Linked DNA regions of Homo sapiens: region 2 is linked to region 1. A link is a contact called in ENCODE Hi-C data. All regions are on one chromosome and are shown on one strand. The core of a region is the stretch at or near the end of the contact, and the rest is flanking DNA. Distances in the headings are between cores, read along the strand shown. Region 1 holds the start of DEPDC4 (DEP domain containing 4). Region 2 holds the start of ISCU (iron-sulfur cluster assembly enzyme).

Region 1 (2,983 bases), core at 1-2,500:
ACAGTGGCAGGCTGATTTGGAGCATTTTTGCTAAACTATTTATTTTTCAGAACGGAGATAGGCTACTTAGAAAACTCACTCATAGTATCCAATGTTTTTAGAAAGTGTCATCACAAATAATTCCTGAGTTTGACGTACTAAAAAATAGTTGACACCTTCCAATGAAGTCACTACAGGCATAGCGCTTTTAAGCAGCTTGTCTGGAGCCTCCTCGAGTGCCTTAGAGGGTGGATTTGATAATATGGCCTCCTTAATTACGGATCACAGGTATGTGCTCAAAGTCCAATAAGTTTTTGCAAGCTTTATCGGTCTAAACCCTCCTCCATCCGTATTCTCCCGTTTAGAAAAACAAGACTGCAGGAGTAACCGTGGGGTTTTTTCTCTTAACAAAACCCCTGCCCCACCCACCTCACACACAATAACCTTCCATTCCAGAACTAAAGCTACTGTCAGAGAAGGACGGCGGGCGGCAGGGCCCTGGCTGGTGACCCAGGCTACCGGATTCCGGACCTCAGAACTGAGGTGAACTCTCTCACCCGGTCCTAGAGTAGTGTCCAATGTCCCCGAAAGGTACTACGTTCTCCACCACCGAAACCCGAGCTCTCGAGCCGGCATGGGGGGCTCTCCCTCCGGCAGCTGACTTCGATCCCGGGTCTCCCGTCGCCTCAAGGCCTCTTTCGAGGACTCGGCCCTCTCGGATCCGCTCCCCGGAGCTCGCTGCTCGTCCAGCCCCGCTTTGCGCGGGCGCCGACCGCCGATCGCCCGGCCGGCCGCCGGCAGGCCCGTCACCAGGCAACACCCACCAGCCTGAGCGGCCCTGGGAGGCCTAACCCGGGCGCGAGTCCTCCATTCCCTCCTCGCCGGCTCCGGGAGCCCAGGCGAGAGAGCCGCCGGTGAGGGAGGTCGGTCGGTGCCGGCGGCCGGTCACTTACCTCTTCCTTCTTCCAGGAGGGGCGGTGCTGGGGCTCTTTCCCCCCGCCCCCCTAATAAACGCCTCCTGGCTGTTCCTGCTCTGCCTTCGTGCCTGGCCACTGACTCTGGCTTTACTCCATATCCTCCGCCGCCCCCGCGGCCGCAAACGTCGGAGCTAGAAGGAAAGGGGTGGGGAGGGGAGGGACCGGGGACGAAGAGTAAGGGAGGGGGAAAAAGACTAAAAGACCTGCCGGCCGGGGGCATGACGTCACTTCCTGCCGGTTCGGAAGAGGCGGAGCCAGTACTTCTCTCCGCCCCGGGTGTCAGGTGGGGCGGGGCTATGGTGCCAGGGGAGGAGCCAGCGCGCGAGCTTATGGCGGTTCTTTTGACTCCGAGGTTCCGTAGACTTGTCAGTCAGAACGAGCTTCCGGGCCCAGGGCTGAACGGGCCAAGTTCCAGGAACCGTAGAGATGGCTTCTGCCGGAAAAGGAGGACAGGTAGCCCTGTATATCCTAGCCAAATGTGCAGTGAAGGTGGAGGGGGCAGCTGAAGGGAGCAGGCGGCTGGGACTCTGCTCCTCATTGGTCCAGGGCCCCGCCCATTTCCTAGCCCCGCCCCCTTCCTGCCCTACCAGGCACTGGACTGGGGGACCCAGGACTGAGGCTTTTTAGGGGTTACTGTGGTGAAGTGCCCTTGGAGCGTGCAGGAAAGCGTTTTTTCTCAAACTTTAATATACATACGAATCCCTAGGATCTTGTGAAAGTGCAAATTCTGATTGAGGAGTAGGGTCTGATAATCTGCGTTTCTAATACATGTCCAGATGGCACCAATGCTGCTGGTCCCTAGGCTACACTTACAGCAACAAGGGGTTAATGTACTAGAGGGCAAATTCCTTGAGCTAGAGGAGTTATTTCTTTAATCTAGCCTACTTGTTTAATGAAGGTTAGAGAGGTAGACTGTCTATGGAAAACAGGCTGTACCGCTGTATTTTCCACCTACCCCGTCGAGTACCCTCCTGCCCACCTCCGCCCATCACTTTCTGGCCTCCCCTCCTCAGTCTCCGCTCTGCCCACAATGTCTGGGGATAAGATTTCTTGAGTGATTAGACGGGTAACTTCTGTTACAGAAGGAATTTGAGGGTGGTGGATTTTTATTTCTGTCATTTTATCGTAAACATATGTATAGTTGGGCATACTTTTGCGGTTATGCATAGTTGGAGAAGAGAGCTTAAGTTCTTGGATTCTACCCACTTCCCCCTGCAAATCTAGAAAAAACATTCTAGAAGTTCTAAGTTATTCCCTTATCATTCTTTAATTTTTTTAATTAATTTTAATTAAATTTAATTTTAATTAAAATTTTACTGGGGTACGGAAGAATGAAGAATGACTGCGAACTATAGGTTTCTTTGTGGAATGATGCAATGGTCTGAAATTAGATAATAGTGATGGCTGCACAACTTTGTGAATGTACTAGAAACACTGAATTGTACACTTTAAAAGGGTACATCCTCTTTCATCAGCCACCATTACAATCCTTCTTCCCCAAGGTTACTCGTTTGAAGTTTATTCTTCCAGATCTTTCTATTTATTTACATACATTTTTACATAGGTTGGGAATTCATTTTTACCTAAGTAGGATAATAATATACAAGTTGTTCTGCTCAGCTCATTTTTAAAAAATTTTTGTTTTGGGTTTTTCTTTTTCCCTACTTAATGAGATCCTTGCACACTATAAACATAGCTCTACTTCATTCTTTCTAATGGCTGGCTACTATTCTATAGTAAGGGTATACCATAATTTATTTAACTGTTTTTTTCAGGTAATAGACTGTTTTTTTTCCCTTGCCCAGGCTGGAGTGCAATGGCGTGATCTCGGCTCACCGCAACCTCCACCTCCTGGTTCTAGCAATTCTCCTGCCTCAGCTTCCCAAGTAGCTGGGATTACAGGCGTGCGACACCATGCCCAGCTAAATTTTTTTGTGTTGTATTTTTGGTAGAGATGGGGTTTCACTATGTTGGCCAGTGTGGTCTTGAACTCCTGACCTCCACCTGCCTCAGCCTCCCAAAGTGCT
Region 2 (3,183 bases), core at 231-2,730, 8.3 Mb before region 1:
CACAGATTTGAGATACCTAGAAGAAAAAAAAATCAGTGAAATCATGTCTTAGTTCCATAGGATTTTTACAAAAATACTTGACTTTCACCCACCTACATCACCAGACTTGGGCTCAAACAGCAGTTTTGTTATTTTCAAATAAAATCCATCCTCAAAGGATGATTACTATTTAAAAATTCTAAAAATAACCATGGCCCAGGGAGGGAAAGCTTTCTTAGAAGCCTTAAGGTGACTGTTACACAGGGAACAATGCTATGGAATGTGTACGTTTATGTGTCTTTTAAAATAAAAACAGTGCCATTACCGTATTTCACAGCCTGTCATCACCCTGGTGCAGCAGCGCACCCTGGCTGCTGAAAGGCTGCTAGTCCAAGTTTCTTCAGGGTGTACCCTCAACAAAACACACCCCCGGGAGGGGGAGGAGTGAAGAAGCCCTTGGAGAAAGGGCAGAAGCCAGATCACAATAAACATCCATTCGAACTGGCACACAGAAGGCCTTAATAACCTTGAGGTTTGGTTACTGGTTAGTAGTAAGCACGCCGATCTTCCAGTCCCCTTTTCCCCCCATCTGACTAAGGATTTTGACTCCAAGTAAAAGGGACCTCAGGATAGTATCTAATGTAGGGGCCTTTTGTGCCACGTTGATTTATGGCATTCTTTAGTTGTTTCTCGAGTGGGAGTCTCACGTCTGGGGGACTTTGTGCCACCAGACAGCAAGGGGCTGCAGACTATGAATCTATCCCTCCTTCCCCGCCAAAAAACCCCCCAAACAAAACAAAAACATTACGCATGTTGGTTACAAGCCTGACTCCCCTATGCACTCCTAAAGCAGTAACAGAAACGGTCTCCTCGTGCTGGGGCCTATGTGCCAGGAACCATGCCAGGACTCCACGCACAGTATCCTTTGTAAGGGACAGCTGAGAGCCCCCCATTTACACCTGGGGAAACAGGTTCAGAGAGGCGCAGTGACTAGCCCAAGGTCATCTGGCCAGGGCAGCGGAGTGGCTGAAGCCGGAGCCCGCTCCGGGGGTGTGTCTGTCCCTGGACTCAGAAAGACAAGTCCCAACAGGACCCTGCCTCCTGGGCTGTTGGCGAATTTAAAATTGGGACGCACGAAGTCGCGGCCAGCGGCGGGGCCCCCTGGAAGTCGCCGCCCGATGAGCGGTAACTGTTGTTTATCAGTTGCAGTGAGCCTCACTGCGCAGCAAGGGAAAGCGAGTCAGGGCAAAGACGTGGGAGGGGACAGCTCCCAGTCCTAGCTGCGCAGAACCCCGCGGCCGCCCCTCCAGCCCAGGCCTCCGCTGAGTCGGCATTCCGCGCGTCCCTCTTTTGTCCCTACCTTCTTGTGATAGAGTCGGGCCGGGGCCGACAGCTCCCGGGCGGGCAGGCGGGGGCTCCGCAGCAGCAGAGCCGATGCCGCCCGCCTCAGACGGAAAGCCCCAGCCGCCGCCATCTTGCCGGCTTGCGCCTGCGCCAGTCCAGAGCGACGCCGAGGGGCGGGGCGCGTCTGCGAGTCGGCTCCGAGCTGGGAGCGCGCCTCTCTGACGTCACCGAAGCTTTGCGCCTGCGCTTTACCGCTCCGTGCACGCGTCCGCCTTCTGGCCCCGCCTTGACCACGCCTCTCGGGGGCGGGCGGGGTCGGGAGCGGGAAGGTCTGAAGTCGCTGGAGGGCTTGTCCTGGGTGCTGGATTCTGGTTGAGACAGGACCTCAGGGCTTCTGCAGTGTGGGGCTCAAGTTCGCTTTCACAAATCCCGCTGCGGGAATGCGGCGCAGAGGAGCACCGAGTCCACTTTTCCTAACCCTATTTTGCAGCTAAGGAAGCCGAGATTCAGGGCAGTTTAGTAAGTCCGTCCAAGGTCGCTAAGGACTTATGTTCAATTAGAATTCGAACTTGGGTAATCCTGGGTTAGAATCCTGGTTCGGTTCCTTCCTGGCTGTGTGTCCCTAGACGAATGGTACCGGCTCGCTGAGTCTGAATCTTCCCTTTTGTATTAATTCGAGGACAATTGCTTCATCATGAAGCCAGCATCTGTGTCGAGTACCTACTATGTGTCAAGGCGCTCTACTAGACCCGGGGATCCAACGGAAAGCAAAACAGACATAATTCCTGCCCATTAAGCCTGCTAATGAGGGAGCAAGGTAGAGATAGAGACACACACCAATACTTTCCTACCTCAAAAATGGGAAGCTTAAGAAGGAAACGAATACCATGTCCTGATTGAAAAAAAATGAATATGTCTATTTTTCTCTCTAAAACAACAGCAAACTCAATTTATATGTCAGTGCCTAGCAATTAAGAATTTCTAAAGAAATGCGTATTAATGTAATTTACTGTTGGTTTGCAGTATGTGATCTTATAAAACCGGAAAACTCACGTGTATTTAACGTCTACTAGGTACCAGACGTTTACATAAAGGGGAGGAATCTGGGAAATGGATTTTTCTCTTGAATGGTGAAATCGATCCTTCCCCGAGGACCTGCAGTTTTCTTTGCGTTTGAGGCGCAGTTGCTGGGGAGAGTAAACCCAAGCGCCAGGTCACACTAGGCGATAAGTAAGGCATTTAATCGAAGAATCACTTTGACCTTCTCAAGATGGCGCCAAATTCTTCACTACAGACATCACTCTCGCTCCATGACTTCCTCTATGGCTTCCACTTCCTGCCCAAAGACCCAACTTCTGTCCGAAGTTGTGACGGAACGCATGCCATTATAATGAGTTTTTATATCTGGTGGGAGCTTTTACAGGGTATAAAATAATGTGAATTTAGTGTATGTGGAGATTTTCCTGTTATCTAAGTTCCCAGTTTCTCTTTCAATGGCAAGAAAACGGGTTTTTGATAAGGCGCGCGCCGCGGGCAGCTTCTGCCTCAGCGGGTCTTCGGCGGCCGCGGGAAGACCCGAGAGTCATTAGAAGCGCAAGATGGCGACTGCGGCCGAAACCTCGGCTTCAGAACCCGAGGCTGAGTCCAAGGCTGGGCCCAAGGCTGACGGAGAGGAGGATGAGGTTAAGGCGGCTAGGACAAGGAGGAAGGTGTTATCGCGGGCTGTGGCCGCTGCGACATACAAGACCATGGGGCCAGCGTGGGATCAGCAGGAGGAAGGCGTGAGCGAGAGCGATGGGGATGAGTACGCCATGGCTTCCTCCGCGGAGAGCTCCCCCGGGGAGTACGAGTGGGAATATG

The links. Hi-C counts contacts between places; a loop is a spot of excess contacts on that map. Pooled maps may share reads with other maps.
Region 2: a pooled map shows a loop between it and region 1 (14-fold over the local background). The contact joins the promoter of ISCU here to the promoter of DEPDC4 in region 1. A Hi-C loop is called at or near these places in 3 of 50 pooled maps.

The regions. Positions count from the first base shown.
Region 1 is chr12:100,265,346-100,268,328 of GRCh38, reverse strand. It overlaps DEPDC4 (DEP domain containing 4), which reads left to right and starts at 1,250. Exons shown (of 10, transcript NM_001364818.2): 1 at 1,250-1,409. The coding sequence starts at 1,253. It overlaps SCYL2 (SCY1 like pseudokinase 2), which reads right to left and starts at 1,152. Exons shown (of 18, transcript NM_017988.6): 1 at 537-1,152. RefSeq lists enhancers at 518-577, 588-657, 1,328-1,407 and silencers at 728-807, 908-957.
Region 2 is chr12:108,560,893-108,564,075 of GRCh38, reverse strand. It overlaps ISCU (iron-sulfur cluster assembly enzyme), which reads right to left and starts at 1,480. Exons shown (of 5, transcript NM_213595.4): 1 at 1,340-1,480. The coding sequence starts at 1,453. It overlaps SART3 (spliceosome associated factor 3, U4/U6 recycling protein), which reads left to right and starts at 2,903. Exons shown (of 19, transcript NM_014706.4): 1 at 2,903-3,183. The coding sequence starts at 2,922. RefSeq lists silencers at 251-300, 1,261-1,380 and enhancers at 991-1,060, 1,591-1,670, 1,741-1,800, 2,655-2,754, 2,765-2,824.